2 separate regions of the Homo sapiens genome follow, and region 1 is linked to region 2. A link is an interaction called in ENCODE POLR2A ChIA-PET data of the cell type or tissue named here. Cell type or tissue: IMR-90. All regions are shown on one strand.

The links. Peaks named below come from ENCODE experiments on the same cell type or tissue, not always from the same donor. Only the 100,000 strongest peaks of a DNase experiment are listed, where the experiment ranks them.
Region 1: POLR2A ChIA-PET joins it to region 2 with 12 read pairs; 3 of 35 experiments call an interaction of 5 or more read pairs at or near these places.

Annotation. Positions count from the first base shown.
Region 1 is chr6:14,213,351-14,221,350 of GRCh38, reverse strand. No RefSeq gene overlaps it. Among named protein-coding and RNA genes, the nearest start is that of LINC01108, 68 kb to the left of the region's middle. In IMR-90, no CTCF peak of the experiment used is centred here; a DNase peak (open chromatin) is centred at 4,230.
Region 2 is chr6:14,599,557-14,607,556 of GRCh38, reverse strand. It overlaps LOC101928354 (a long non-coding RNA gene), which reads left to right. Exons shown (of 4, transcript XR_241980.4): 3 at 7,869-7,926. Among named protein-coding and RNA genes, the nearest start is that of LINC01108, 320 kb to the right of the region's middle. In IMR-90, no CTCF peak of the experiment used is centred here; no DNase peak of the experiment used is centred here.

The DNA of each region.
Region 1 (8,000 bases), 390 kb after region 2:
CTCCTTTCTTTGGCTCAAGATCCCCTTCTCCACCTCGGAAGCCAGCCACAGAGCATCTTCACACCTCTCTCCAACTCCCACTCCCCTCCCTTCCTCTTTCCCCTATAGGGATCCTTATCAAGGACACCTGTAATGGGGCTCAAGACACTCTACCCTACAATAGGGCACCAGTGCAGAGTGAATATTTTAAGCCAAAAGAATTTCAGAAATAGCAGGTGCAGGAAGGTCTCTCTGACTCCCCCTGCCCTTCTCCCCTGGGGCAGGTCATAAGAACCTCATGTGAGAGGAGCCCTCCTTACACTTAGAGGAAGACGGCATCCTTATCTCCAAGATGAGGGACACTCAGAGGAATCTGAGCAAATGGGTCTTGCTGCTCCCCCAGTTTCTCACCCTGAGCTTATACTCCTTTTGTTTTCCCTCAATCATATTTTTCCACGACTCTCCATTCTTCTTCAAGCCTACTGTAAAAACACTCGGGTTTGGCCAGGTGTGATGGTTCATCCCAGCACTTTGGGAGGCCGAGGCAAGTGGATCAGGAGGTCAGGAGATTGAGATCACGCTGGCCAACATGGAAAAACCCCTTCTGTACTAAAATATATACAAATTAGCCGGGTGTGGTGGTGTGTCCCTGTAATCCCAGCTACTCAGAAGGCTGAGGCAGGAGAATCGCTTGAACCCAGGAGGCGGAAGTGGCAGTGAGCCGAGATTGTGCCACTGCACTCCAACCTGGGTGACTGAGACTCGTATCAAAAAAACAAAACAAAACAAAAAAACACTGGAGTTTAACTGTTTCTCGGGGGTCTTCATTTCCTTGTAAAGGTCCCCATGTCACATAAAAATTATATTAAATAGACTTGTATGCTTTTTTTTTTTCTTGTAAATCTATCTTTTGTTACAGAGGTCCCAGTCAGTGAGCCTAAAATGGGTGAGGAAAAGAAACTTTTCCTCCCTTACACTTGGCTAATTCAGGATACTGTCTTCTCAAGGTTTTTAACTACAGCTGCAAAGTCCCTTTTGCCATGTCAGGTAACACAATCACAGGTTTAGGGGACATCTTTGGGGGACACATCATTCTGTCCACCACAAATGGGAGTTGTTATTATCCACAGGCCTGAAGGGGCGGGAAAGGGAACTATTTCTAGAACCCAGAGAGCAGTATGATGATGGGGAGGTGGTGGGAGGCCCATTGGTGGTGGTAATAAATGCCAGAATTCAATCTCTTCTTACTTTGTAGAGTCTTTTTTTTTCAAGATGGACTGACTGAAAGTAGATGCTGCACAGGAGCCCATCTGAAGGTTCAGACACTGTATTGTAACACAATGAAGGAAGTCGATGTCCAGACTCTAAAGCCAAGTCTCTGGGCTCAAATCCTAGTGCTACCATTTACCGGCTGGGTGACCCTGGGAAAATTATTTCATCTCTCAGTATCCCCATTGCAAAATACAGATGATGACACGAATATCTAATTCATAGAGTGGTTGTGAGCATTTAATGAATTGGCATTCATGAAGCACTTAACACAGCTAATAGTAAGTGCTATTGTTATTATTCTTCAGAGAGATTGAAGTGGATTTCAGGGAGAACTCTCTCCATGCTGCAGACAGAGAAAACAAAAATGGTTTAAGAGTAGAAGTTACAAAGTCAAACACTCTGAACCACAGGTCCTGATTTTCAGACAACCTGTTTCTCATATTGGGCAAGTCTGTGTGGACTCCCTCCAAAGTGCAGAGCAAGCAGGATTTACATATTTAACAAGCACATCTGGAAAGGCCGGTTAGTGCTCAAAACATACCTGTCAAATCGCATCAAAGCAACAGCTCTGATGGATTTAAAATATGTCCTCAAAAGACAAGATGGTATGTAACTTTGGAAAGTAAATCATAAAAGGCATTGTGGTGTCCTTCTTGGTCCTTTTCTTGGATAATTTACTACAGCAAAAATGAACTGCCACATCATAAGGACACTTAAGAAGCCTAGGGAGAGACCCAGGTCATGAGGAACTGAGGCCTCCTGCCAATAGCCATGTGAGTGAGCCATCTTGAAAGTAGGTCTTCCAGTCCCAGTCAAGCCCTCAGATGACTGCAGCCCCTGTTGACCCTCCTGACAGCAACATCATGAGAGACCCTGAGCCAGAATCACCAGCTAAGCAGCTCCCAGATTCCTCAACCACAGAAATTGTGAGATAATAAAGGTTTGTTGTACTAAATCACTAGGTTTGGGGGTAATTTGTTACACAGCAAGAGAGAACAAAGAGAAGCTCTTTTGTTGATAAGCTATCAAATAACCTGTCTACCCCTTTTACCAGTATCATCTTAACACTTGTTTCAACATCATGCATATGTGCCTGATTCCACGCATTGGGCAGTGAACTTGAATCCTTTAGGGTTTGTAAAGGCATTCTCAACGTGTGCACGTGTACCTCTAGAGAACCGTGGGTATATCTTAGGGGTCCTCTTTGCACGCCCTGTCTCGGATATGGAAGATAATTATTTAGATGGTGCTGGGGTAGTGTGCCCTGTTACTATGGGTGCCCATCAAACCTTTTGTCGTTTTTAAGGATCTTATCAAAGCCTTAAGAAAATTTTTCTAATTCATTTGTAAATAAAATCGTAATTTAATAGGGCCTGTCATTCTCTGGTAATGTCTCACACAAATAAACACACAGACTTAGCAAGCACTAAAGTTCATTCACTTAGCATTAAGTAATTATTAATAAAGTTAATTAATAATGAATGTGCCAGCCTGTTGTCTTTACAAAACCAAAAAGACATAATCCCTGCCCCCATGATCCCACACTATAATCACATAACATAGTTATGTAGGAAGTGCAGTGGAGAGGCAGCCCAAGACTCCTGCAGAAGAGTAGGGAGACTGCATGGGCATTAAAGAGAGCATGTTAGCACTGAGACCTGACTTTCACTTTCAAAAAGGATCTTTGCAGCAGCCCCAGCGCCCCTATTCTTTGGTGGAAAATCAGAAGGAAAAGGAGCATGATGTTTCTGATCAGCAGTATTAGCCAATGCCTAGTGGAGGGTTCAAGGTCAACAAAAGCACCAAATAATATCTACCATAATCCAAGAAGTCCACAGTAGCCCTGAACACCCGCTTGGTTCTTGTGAAAGGCTGTTGAGTGCTCAGTGATGGGCAGGGTCACAGCAAACATTGCTTTTCCTCGGCCAGCTTTGTTCCAGGTCGGTCTGAAAGGTACACAACACTGCCCGAGCTCAGAGGCCGGCAGAACTCACAGAACAGGTGGAATTATGTACCAGAAAGAGACTTGAGAGTGTTTATTCACTTGCCAGATTTATTTATCAGGTACGGGATTGAAAGGATTTCCCCACAGGATATGTAGAGATTAGTGTGCAGAGAAAATGCTTTTTCAACAAACGCTTACGCTAATCAGGCCTTGGTTTTCGTATCCAAGCACAACAGTGTTTGCCGCCCTTCCCAGGCATTACTGGTAAGAACAAACACACACAGTGACAAACAAAGAAAGCTGAAATGTGGACACCTGTCTATCACTCTGAAGAGCAGCTGTCACTTTTTAAAAGCCCACAAACATATTTTAATGATATGTTAGATATGTTATATTAGCTCCTTTACGATAAAGCCAGTCTAGGTCTACCTGAGCCTCAAACATTTGAATGAGAAGGGAAAATTTCTCTCATTCAGTACTTTGTCTACTTGGAGCCAATGATCAGATCGAATGATTTCCAGAAGCTTCTCAAGCCCACGCTAGGTCTAAGGAATGCATTCATTAAGAATCTATCGCATCTAAGCTTAAAAATGCAGCTGAATGTTTATGGGTCTCCTGAAGGGCAAGTTGAGAATGAGGACAAGGCCACTCCAGCAAGCTTCTTATATAACCGCCCTCTTTCGCTGTGTCTATAGAGAGGCCAAAGCATCCAGATGAAAAGTGAAAAAGTCATCCCTCATCTGGTCTGGCTGATGCCGAACATCTGGATGTTATATAATAAGCCATTGGGGTCGTTTTTCTTGCTCTCTTTTAAAAGTAAGCCTAACAATTAAATCTGGATTTTAAACTCTAAATTTCATCTATTTTTCATAAGCTCTTTGAGCGGGCTGGTCTTGATTATTCTCCTCCATTAAAAACTGTACAGGAATGCTCAGAGAGGAAACTGCTCAAATAGAGCTAACAGCCACAAAGGTAATCTCTGACCCTTCCTACGAGTCTTCAGATTTCCATTCATCATGAGTAAAGGGCCTTACCACAGCGAGGAAAATACCGACATGCGAAATGTTCATAGGCATCCGTGACCTCACTTTGAAAAACACTCACTTCTGCACAGTGGCTCAGTTTTACACAAAAGTGAATCATACCAACAACTCAAGCAATTCCTTTCTGTTCAGTTCCTTACAATTTTTCAAAGCTCCTTGAAACAGGACAATGGACTAGAAAGTGCTCTCAGGCCACACCTGACCATAAAGTCACCAAGTTCTTGGTCAAACACAATGCATACTCGTGAGGAGTGAGCCTCGTGGCTCTCTCCGTACCATGCGTTCTTCTCATTGAACCCCGCTCCAGGACCGGCGGCAGCCTCCTTTAATTTATCAGGAGCTGGTATGCCTTTCTCTGCTCACTGGAGTCTATTTTCACTTCCCTTGCTACTTTCTTTTGCACCTCTTGGTTACTCCTATAGCTAACTTCCAGCCATCCAGTCCCTGCTAAAGAAACAAGCACAGAAGCAAAAAACAATGAAACACCATGTTTCAGTCACGGTAGTGGCAGCATTTTGTCTTAAAGGAAGGTAATATCTCCACATTATTGTGGGAAAATTGGGGCTTAAGAAGATTAAGTAACTTGCCTTCCATGTGGCTGAGTTGAGATTTGAATTCGGATCTGTTGTCAGAAATGGCAGTGTCAAACAACAGATAGGCGCTTGGCTTTTGAAGTCAACACACGTGGGTGCGAACTTGAGCTCTGGTGCTTAACTGTGGAACTGAGCGAATTGTTAAACTTCTCTAAAGCTCACTTTCCCCATCTGTAAAATGGAGATAATGACAATAGTGTCTCCATTGGGTTTTGTGATCATAAAAGGATTGTAGAGTACTTGGTTTAGTGACTGGCATGCTAGCTTTCATCATCATCATTATTATCTACTAGATTTCCTATGTTTCATTCCGTGACACAACTTGAACAAGAACACTCTTGTCTTTTGCTATTAGGTTTTTAAACAAATGCCCTAGTTATTCCACATTCAGCTGCAACTAACAAAAACCCAGTGAAGAATTGCTTAAACCATCAGGATTTTTATCGTTTACTCAACAAACAGTTTGAAAGTAGATGGTCCAAAGGTAGATTTGGTAACTGAATGATGCCATCAAGGAATCAGGCTCTCATGTATTATCCCTCATGATCATCAGATGGCTGCCACAGCTCCAGACAGCACATCCTCATATGACAGAATGGAAGAGAGGAGACAAAAAGAACGTTCTCCTCGTGTTCCTCTCTCTTATCAGGGAGGGAAATATTTCTCAGACGCTTCCATCAGAATTTACCTTACCTTTCCTTGGTCAAAAATGGTTATATGACTACCCCCAATCTCAGCAAAGGAGAATGGATTGCCATGGTTGCCTTAGACCAGGGGTCTTCAAACTTTTTCTGCAAAGGGCCAGATAGCAAAGAATTTAGGAGGCCATACAGTCTCTCTCACTACCACCCAACCCTGCTGCTATAGCACAAAAGTAGCCACAGGTGCTAAGGAAGCAAATGAACATGTCTGGGTTCCAACAAAACTTTATTTACCAAAAGAGTTAGCTGCTGGGTTTGGCCAATCCTTGCCTTAGGTCAGTCACCACGTCACTGAGTACTTGGCTGCCCTAACTAAAGTTGGATTCTATTAGCAAAGAAGAAAGAGGAATGGCTATGTGTAGAGCCTGCCACAGGGACGGTGGCTCCAAAACACTCCCGGGAGAGTTGAGATGTGACACTGTGAGAACCAGATACTGATGGAGGACTGTCAGGAAGCCAGGGGCTACATGTGGACAGACAGACAAAAGGAACTTGCCATCCAGTGTTTCCCAGCGTCCACACCAGTGGTTCAAATTGCTTTGGAAGAGCCCCAGGATTCCTCAGAGGTCCCTGGCTTGTGTGTATGGGGAACCACATGGAGGAAGTCATACCCGGGTCCCTCCCCCATGATTTTAACCAGAGCCCTTTTGCTTTTATCTGCTTTACAAATGGTGTTCCTATATATGGTTTGGGGAATTTTGAGGCAGGGAAGAGGGAGCAGGGGAAAATCTTAATGATAATAAAAATTGAAACCACTAGCATAGAGGATTAGCATCTAATCTGCCATAAAACATCCCTTTCTAATCTATCTCCCATGATCCCACTAAGTAACCTCTGCCCCCGTGAGATGCTCTAGCCAAGTAGGCCGAGTGTTCCTCACGTTACTCCAGCATTGCACCTTCTCTTCAGCCTTGGACCTCAGCTCATCTGCATGGCTGGAATCACCCTCTTCATTCTGCTTGGATAGAAAGTTTCCCCAATTTTTGCCAGTCTAATGAAAACATACTTATTTTGTACTTATTATGTACAAGTCGCCAAGTTGTAAAAAGGAATGAGAAACATAAAAGATACAGTCCAGGCTACGCACTTTGGGAGGCTGAGGCAGGCGGATTGCTTGAGCCCAGGAGTTTAAGAACAGCCTGGGCAACATGGTGAGATCCCATCTATACAAAGAAATAACAAAAATTAGCCAGCCGTGGTGGTGTATGCCTGTAGTCCGGCTCCTGGGGAGGCTAAGATGGGAGAATTGGTTGAGCCAAGGAGGTCGAGGCTGCAGTGAGCTGTAATCCCACCACTGCACTCCAGCCTGGGTGACAGAGCGAGACCCTGTCTCAAAAAAAAAAAAAAAAAGAAAAGAAAAGAAAAAGAAGATACAGTCTCCTTCCTCACAATTTCGTAATCTAGTTGTACAGAAAGAACATAAATAAATGAAAGCTGAGTACAATGATGAGCATGATTAGAAAAATCGATTAAAAATAAAAAGAACAGATACTTGCAAATGAGTTTTACCCTGCATAGATCCCTTGGAATACATGCTTTCCAGTAAGGCTGCCAAGACACACTTTTTGGGGGACTTTTTTTGGGAATTACATTTAGTTCCATCTTTTAAGCCATAGAAGAAAAGCAGTCTCATTCAGTTAGAGTGCATCCTATTTCATTTTACCAAAAATGGTTTCTCAAAGCTTGATTGCTGGCTTTTTCACTGGACTCCAAGTGGTGTCTGGATGGCTCCAAACATCCTATCCACCATCAAAAGAGCAGTTTCCAGGATCGAACATATTTAACAGATGTGCTGCAGGTTCTGAACATGATTCCACAAAAGATGCCCCCACTGTCTAAGAGGACGGCCACTCTGCAGCCACGACTGCGCCCCTGAAAGCACAGGACAGTAGGGGAGGCTCCTTCAGCTGACACAGCCAAGGATGCTTCTGAGCTGGGGAGGTTGGAGTTAGGGCTTGAAGTCAGGCGAGGTTTGGTTAAGAATGGAAATAAGGATTCAGCGATGGGGAAGCATTTCAATTCCACAACTAGACACTGAAGCCTGGATTCAAATCCCAGTTTTGCCATTTACCAGTTGTGGACCTTGATGAATTTCTTAACCTCTCTGGCCTTCAGCCTCCTCAATTATGCAATGGGAATTATAAGAGTTGGTGAAGCACACAAACCTAATTAATAAGTTAAGAGATGTAAGACACTAAATGTGATGTCAATGTTTGCTATTATCCGTATTTTTATATTATCCCCTATGGCAGAATGAAATCTCATTGACCGGCTTTCCTGGTTAATCTCATAAACTGTCTCATTTTTCAACTATTACAAAATATAGTCCAATCAAACTGAGAAACGTGACCACCTCATTCAAATCAGTACTTCTCTCCTCCTTCCAACACCTGGAGGCTGGCTTAGGTCTGGAAGCATGTGGCTGGGACGGGGACCCAGTCAGTGTTTGTTCCTGCTTCCTGGATCC
Region 2 (8,000 bases):
GTGTAGCATCAAAAAAATATACAATTACAGGAAAAGGCTTTTAAAATACTTCTGCTTTTCACAGTGATACGTCTATGTGACTGTATGAGGCCAGATTTTCTTCATCTAATTCCACCAAAACAACATCTTATAAAGTTTGGGTGCAGAAACAGATATGAGAATCCAGCTGTCTTCTATTAAGCCAGACATTAGAGATTTCTAAAAATGTAAAACACTGCCACTGTTGCTAATTTCTTTGTTTTTAAAAAAAGTTTTTATTTTGCATGAAAATGTTTGTGTTAGTATATAATGAGGTTGTTATTTTTAAAAAATATAAATATTTTAAACATTCTTCAGTTTTTATTTTTAACACAGATACATCAATAGATATAGCCTACATAAAAATAAGTCTTTGAAGGTCTTTGATGATTTTTAAGAGTGTAAAGGGGGCCCTGAAACCAAAAATTATGAGAAACAATGTTCTACAAGACAGATTCTTGTCCTGTTGGTCAGAACACTCCATTTCTCATTAGGTGACCATGGTCTAAGATTTGCGAGTGTGTGTGTGTGTGTGTGTGTTTGATGGGGGCATGTGATAGCATAGGATCTTTTCATCATATATATATAGTGACTGTGTGAAGGGGAAAGTTAACTCTAGCTTCAGTCACAGAGCGGTATCTAGTGACCTGTTTTGTGAAAATATACCTAGAAGACTTTTTGGGTGAAACTGATGGTTGAGACAGGAACAAATAATACAAATGTTGATTCAGAAGTTTAACGATACGATAAAAGATATGGGTCCTCTTCCTTTTCAAAATGTATTTGGGTAGACAGCCTCTATAGTGGGCCCTGCCTCCTGAGATTCATACCTCCGTGTCATCTCCTTCCCTTGAGTGTGGGTGGGGCCTAGTAATGGCTTCTGATCAATAGAATACAGCAAAAGAGATGGGATGTCCCTGCTGAGATTCCATTACAAAAGGACTGTGGCATCTGTCTTGTTTCTTGGCTCCTTCTGGGGAAAGCCAGCTGCCACACTGTGAGCTGCCTAGGGAGACGCACATGTGGCAAGGAACCAGTAGGTCCCCAGCTAACAACCTTTGAGAAACTGAATCCTGCCAGCAGCTGCACGAAGGAGCTCAACACTGGGTTTTCCTTCAGCAGAGCTTTCGGATGTGACACAAGTCCCTGACGGACACCTTGATTGCTCCTTGTAAGAGGCAGAGGCATCAGGGGAGCCACACCTGGATTTCTGGCCCGCAGAAACTGTGAAATAATAAACGTTGATTGTTTTAAGCTGCTAAATTATAGGGTGATTCGTTACACAGCTATTGATAGCTAATATACATACACATGGATTTTCATGTAAAACTTGCATATAATTTCAAGAGACGTTGAGACATCCCTGAAGCCCATTAATGGACAATCTGTGCATCTCATTAACTCATTTATGCCTAGTGTTCCATTAGTGGAACGCTAAGCGTGTGGGAGTCATTTATATCCTACTGCTCAAGGTCATTGCCGAGGTCTGATTTTTCACACAAAAAATTTGCAACCTCCAGCATAAATGGGTTAATTACCCCTGCTCGAGGAATACCTTAAAAGAAAAGGCAGCAAAGACAGAAAATAAGAACAGCAGAGTGAGGAATGGAAGGGAAAATCCAGACAGTACATTTAGACCAGGGGAGAGAAGCAAGGACCCAGTGCCTTAATGAAAAGAAAAGTTCACAAGAGCATTCTAAGGGGTTTGATCCCTGCAAATGGCAGCTAAATAGGTGAGGAAAACACTTTTATCATGAAATAAAATTGGGTGGATATGTTTCCAAGAGAAGAAAAGATCTATATTCTGTAGGGATTTAGGTATGTAGGAATAACATTTTCAACTCAGCTTTGTGGGTGGGCAAAGTGTTGAGTAACAATTTAAAGGAGACTAAAGGTGGATCTGTCGACTAAAACATAAGCATGTGTTAGAAATTTTGTGTTTAAATTACAAAAGTTCTAGTATTGGCCTATGTAATTTTCAAGTCTAGAGCTTGAGTTGGCTTCAGACATGGCTGGATCCAGGGATTTAGATGATGTCATTAGGTCTCATCCTCGACTGATCTTTTTGGCTGACCTTCAGATGGCCAAGGTTGGGTAGGGGGAGAGAACTCCAGGCTTCATAAAGCCAGATAGTGATGCTCAGAGAAAAAGATTACCTTCCTCTCAGTGTCCACATATAAAATTTAGGGAAGATCTCTGCTGGCCGTTCTTGGGGGGCCATTTTCTCCTTAGGTACCCCAGCAATACAAGGATTGACGGATAATTATCCAAAGGAAAAAGAGGTGCTGTTCTCAGACAAGGAGAAATGATGTTGGGCAGATAAGATGACATGTGTCTCCCGTAGTGAGTGACAATAACTAGGGGCTGGGAAGCTTATTTAATATTTAAAGTTATGCCAACCTAATTCAATAACTTGAGACTTAACACAGCTGTGCAGTGTTTGTGTATCAGCAGTCCCTCATTACAGGAAATTTGGGTCGTATATATGAATTGGCTTGGGATGATGGAGTCTAATGAAGAGAGAGTCATGACAGGGACAACACTGGACAAGGTGTTTCAGAATAAAACCATGAATTCAGAGGTTTAGATTTTATGGAAAAATTCAACCATTTCTGCTTCCTGTGCATCAGCATCTGTTGTTTTTCTTCTGGAACACAAAGTGACTTGCAGAGCCCATATCCATTTGAATAATGTGGGAACAACCACTGTAGCAAGGGCTTAGCTGCCAGGTCGTCTCTGACGTGGCTTGGTAACATTTCTACCACTCTAGAATTTCTGGAAGAGGCCATAGCTTATCGGGGGTCTCCTAGTATTTTCAGAATTGAGAGTTAATTCCTGATAATTCCACACATGGAAAGAGATGATACAGTTATTCAAATTTAATATAAAGACTTATCATTAACTAAATTAAGAATCATTGTGAAAAAATGACAATTCATTTGAGACCATCAGTAATGTAGAAGTTGGCAGGCGAACGCTTTGTGGTGGGCCGTCTTTCTTGCCAATTTGCATGCAAAGAAGTGTCACAGTGGGGTTTGGTTGGGGATAGGAAAATGCTAAATAATACCATGATAAATAATTGACATATCATCTAAATTTTGTAAAGTTTTTCAAATTTGATTTGGAATTTGATTTCAAATCATTATGACTTGCAGACACTATAAATGTTAGAAGCCAATTTAAAAAATTATGTTGTACTGAAATTGCTTGTTTTAAGAAGTAAAAATACTGTTTTTAATTAGAAAGACATGGTCTCAATTGTATTTTATGCCCCTGTTCTAAGGCCAGTCTCTTACGTAAGCTTCTTTTTTTGTTTGTTTGTTTGACACAGAGTTTTACTCTTGTTGACCAGGCTGGAGTGCAGTTGTGAGACCTGGGCTCACTGCAACCTCTGCCTCCCGAGTTCAAGCGATTCCCCTGTCTCAGCTTCCCAAGTAGCTGGAATTACAGGTGCTCGCCACCATGCCCAGCTATTTTTGTATTTTTAGTAGAGACAGGGCTTCACCATGTTAGCCAGTCTGTTCTTGAACTCCCGACCTCAGATGATCCACCTGCCTTGGCCTCCCAAGGTTCTCGGATTACAGGCATGAGCCACCACACCTAGCCTTAGGTAAGCTTCTGATAGTTCACTGCTGGCCCTTTTTATGGGTACACTGCCTTTTGGTGGCGAAGATGCTTTGCAGGGACATGGCACTTTTATTAGTCCTCTTCAGACTTGAATTAAGCAGAAGCTCGTGGTGTATTTCTGATCCAAACTCAAGGAATCTAACTGAAGTGCTTCCCACTTGATATGTGTATCTTGAGAATCATATCAGATATTAATAACATCCCTTGCTTAAAAGGTTTGTAAGCTGTGCCCTTCTTCCAACATCTGTGTTCCATACTCCACTTTTGTATTTTCCCCAATGGTCTACCCATAGCTTTTAGTTCTTAGAATAAATATTTGGGAAACCTGTCATATTTATGTTCTCTTCCCTGCCTTACATTTTCCATGCATGGATATCCCCAAAATTTTGAAAGGAAGAAGTACAAGAGATAAATTTTTTTCAATAACCACACTCTTCAAAGCCAGAAATTATAGGAGAGATGTACTTGTCTGTCCTTGCACTGCTATCAAGAAATACCTGAGGTTGGGTAATTTATAAAGAAAAGAGGTTTAATTGGCTCATGGTTCTGTAGGCTGTACAAGAAGCATGGCTGGGGAGGCCTCAGGAAACTTATAATCATGGCAGAAGGCAAAGGGGAAGCCAGCACGTCCTACATGGCTGGAGCAGGAGGAAGAGAGAGAAGGGGGAGATGCTACATACTTTTAAACAACAAGTTCTCCTGAGAACTCACTACTATCATGAGAACAGCAAGGGGGAAATTTGCCCCCATTATCCAATCACCTCCCACCAGTCCCCTCTTCCAACAATGGGGATTTACACTTAGACGTGAGATTTGGGTGGGGACACAAATCAAAACCATATCAAGAAATATGCTCTGGCTCCTCTGAACTATTCCTCTGATTTCTGGAAATTACTTTCTTGGAGATTCTATCCGATATTGACTTTTGGGAAGGAAGGTAAAGAAACATTTACATGTCCCCAAAAATATCTTCTCAGTGACTTTTCTGTTGATTCATTGTGGCTCAATTATGAGCTATTGAATAAACTCTGTGCCCCCAAAGTGCCAGGTGCCGAGGGTACAAAGATGCAGAAGATGCAGTTCCTGCTTTCTAGAACATCATAATATATAAAATCAGAATTAAGGGAAGAGGCCAAGAGAACCAGCATCTACTGGCTGTGTGGTTGCAGAGAGACATTCTCCCAAGTGCTCTCATATGTATTACCTCCTATCAATTTCAGAACCACCTATGACCTTTGGCATTACTGTCCTCATCTTGGAGGCTCAGAGATATTAAACACGCATCCAAATCATACAACTAGGATGTTGTGAATCAGGATTCAAGTCAAGATTTGATCCCATGCTTATTTTTCCTATATTATGTGACTCTTTCCTCCAGTACTGTTCAGTATCCTATAATTCAATCTTAGGAACTGCATTTCTGTTTCACTGCTAACAGTGGTTGGAAGAACATGCTTCTTTAGAGCCTAAAAACTGACCAGTTCTTGGAGGCTGTGAATCTCAACTCTCATATGAACTTCTGGGAATGGAATTCATTGAAAGCTTACTATTTCTGAAGGAAAATTATAATGATAGCACGAACACATGTTGTGGCTTTTAGCAAAATATCTTTTTAAAGGAGATTATGGGGACCTCGAAAGAGCTTATTGGGCAAAAAAAAATAGGTTTTTACAAGGTAACATTCAGAAGCATTAAGGAATCAGGAATTAAGGACATAGGTGTTTGAAAATATTTCTAACACGTTCCATAAATCTTAAATCACATCTGGATTTGCCCGGCATTATCAACAGACTCTTTATTCAAGCTCAGTTTATCCAATAGATTTTGTCAAATTAAAGAACTCAATCACATGCTATAGAATTAACATTATAGCAACTATCCCTAAATTTAGTAGGCGAACACTGATCTAGTACAGTATTTCAAAGTGTTCCTATAAGGCAGTGTTTGACTTGAATACAGATTAATCAGTGATTTGTGTTAGTAAACACAAACCTAACATTCATTATTTAAACACACAGGAATAATTGTATGAATACAAGTACGTAGCATGATGGGCAATTGGGCTATTACATGAATAATATATTAGTTAGCATTTAGTTTTATTTATCGTTCAGGCCTGGGGTGCTGGTCTGCCTCTCTGGGTCCAGCCTGCAGCTGGCACAGAGCCACAGCTGCCACAGAGTCAATGAAAAGGGTGTCAAGGCTGCAGGATGGAGCCTGTGTTTGTTTAAGAAGGAGCCTGATGACATCACGTCGGCCTCCTGCTCCAGAAGGCTCAGGAGCTGTGAAACGGCACAGCCTCCTAGCCCAGTTGTTGCAGACCTCCGGCAGGGATTTCTGTCTTCAGGTCAGGTTTCAAGGTGAACCAGGTTGGAACATTCAAGGAGAGACTTGGGACATTATAGATTTTTATACTGCCCGAATTGGCTGATTAGCCCCATACGTGGTATTTGATTAATGTCTGAGAGCTCTAATTAGCAATGTCTAATAGGCTCCACATACACCGGGATATCGATTCTTGCCTCCACAAAACTAATCTAATTGTGCTCCTTATCATTAGCAAGTGGTTGGTGTACGGAGATGATGAACCCACCTGGATACTGGAAAAGCCGCCCCGTTAAGGCAGCTTTGGAAAAGGGTAGAGCGGTTTCTGGAGGTAGGTCCAGAAGTGACCTTCCAAAGGCATCAGGAAAAGCACCACGTTTTAGCTCCTCAAGCCTGTTTGGCTTTTCTGAGGGGGAAGAGCCACAGATATCCAGAAGAAGTTTTTCTTTTTAACTTTCCCAGAAGGGGAAAATAGGCATAGGAATCCAATACATCATTTGGACCAGAGAGAAGAAAAAGGAAAACAAAGTTTGCCGACATCTCTTGTCTTCTGGAGCGCTTCTCTGATCATCTGTGCCCACCTTCCTGCTACACTCAAAGGATGGCATTTACACTATGTGATGAAGACGCCTCCACTACTCCCTTTGGTGGCTCCTTGTTTTTCAGGGATTGTAATGCAAAATATACTCCTCCCCCACAAAAGTAATAATATTAATAATATTGGCATAACACTAAAAAATAAACACAAAGATAATATACCTCGACTTACGTGGATTTTTATTTTCTGTGGTAACAACTGCAAACTCATGCTTTTGTTATAAATAAAGTTTCGGTGCTACAAAAGAAATAGCACTTGAATATAAAATTTTCTTTTTAATTCTCAGCAAGGCAAGTTACTTCTATAGAAGGGTGCGCTCTTACAGATGGAGCAATGGTGAGCACACACTTGGATAAAGGAGAGGAAGGGTTTCTTATCCCTGATGCAATTGACCTCTGCTTCTGTGTCGTTCCCCTATTGGCTAGGGTTAGACCACACAGGCTAAACTAATTCCGATTGACTAATTTAAAGAGAGTGACGGGGTGAGTGGTTTGGCGGGAAAAACGGTTATGACACAGCAGGTAATCAGAATGAGTCAGGGTGGAGCAGGTAATCGAAAAAGGTTGCTTTATGAGGAAGTTAAGTTTAAAAGTAGAAGGCAAAGAATTGAACATACTGACATAATGATTCTTGAAAAGAAATTTAGAACTTTAACACGTTCATGGCACTCTGAAGTCAAAAGCACCATCTGGTAAAGATGGTCTCCTTCATTTCTCTACCCATAGTACTAGTCTTAATTTTTCTGAAAATACTAAAATCTAAAATTTGATCACCTGGAAATTTTCCTGGGAGAAACCCAAATGGGTTCATGCTTTCAGCCACAGGGGAAGAATCCTCCATAGCCCTGTCTGCTTAGTGCCACCTTCTAGTGAGTATTACTCTACGATACCTTTGTGCCATCTTTCCTCTTAGCAGCTATTTTTGTGAGAGCACTTCTCATACTGTATTGTAATTATTTATCTGTCTGCCTCTTTTATTATACTGGAAAGTCCTTGAGGGTAGAGGCTCTTGAATTCATTGGTGAAAAGCACTGGTATGTCTTAGGTACTTGTCACCCAGTGATGAGGTCACATTTCCATTAATACTGCAGATTGTAATGGGTAGGAGCCCCATGTCATTGGTAGCAGCCTCAATCAGCCCCTGGTGTCGACTGGCCTCTCTACTGCTCTTGGAGCATCTCATGGCGTCTCATGTTCATGGAGCTCGGTTGAGGTTAAGCCTGTGCTGGGGACCCCCCTCCACCTCCCCACCTCTCCTTCCTCAGAATCCACATTGAGTTCCTGCTGCTGTCTCCCAACAGGTCCAGGACTACCCACTTCCCTTGGAATGGTGTTGCCATCACTGTTCTGGCACCGGAGGTAAGGTGGTGTGGCTTTCCTTCACCCAAAAGAAGACATTATGGCAGGAGTGGGGGAGAGTGGGATGAAATGGA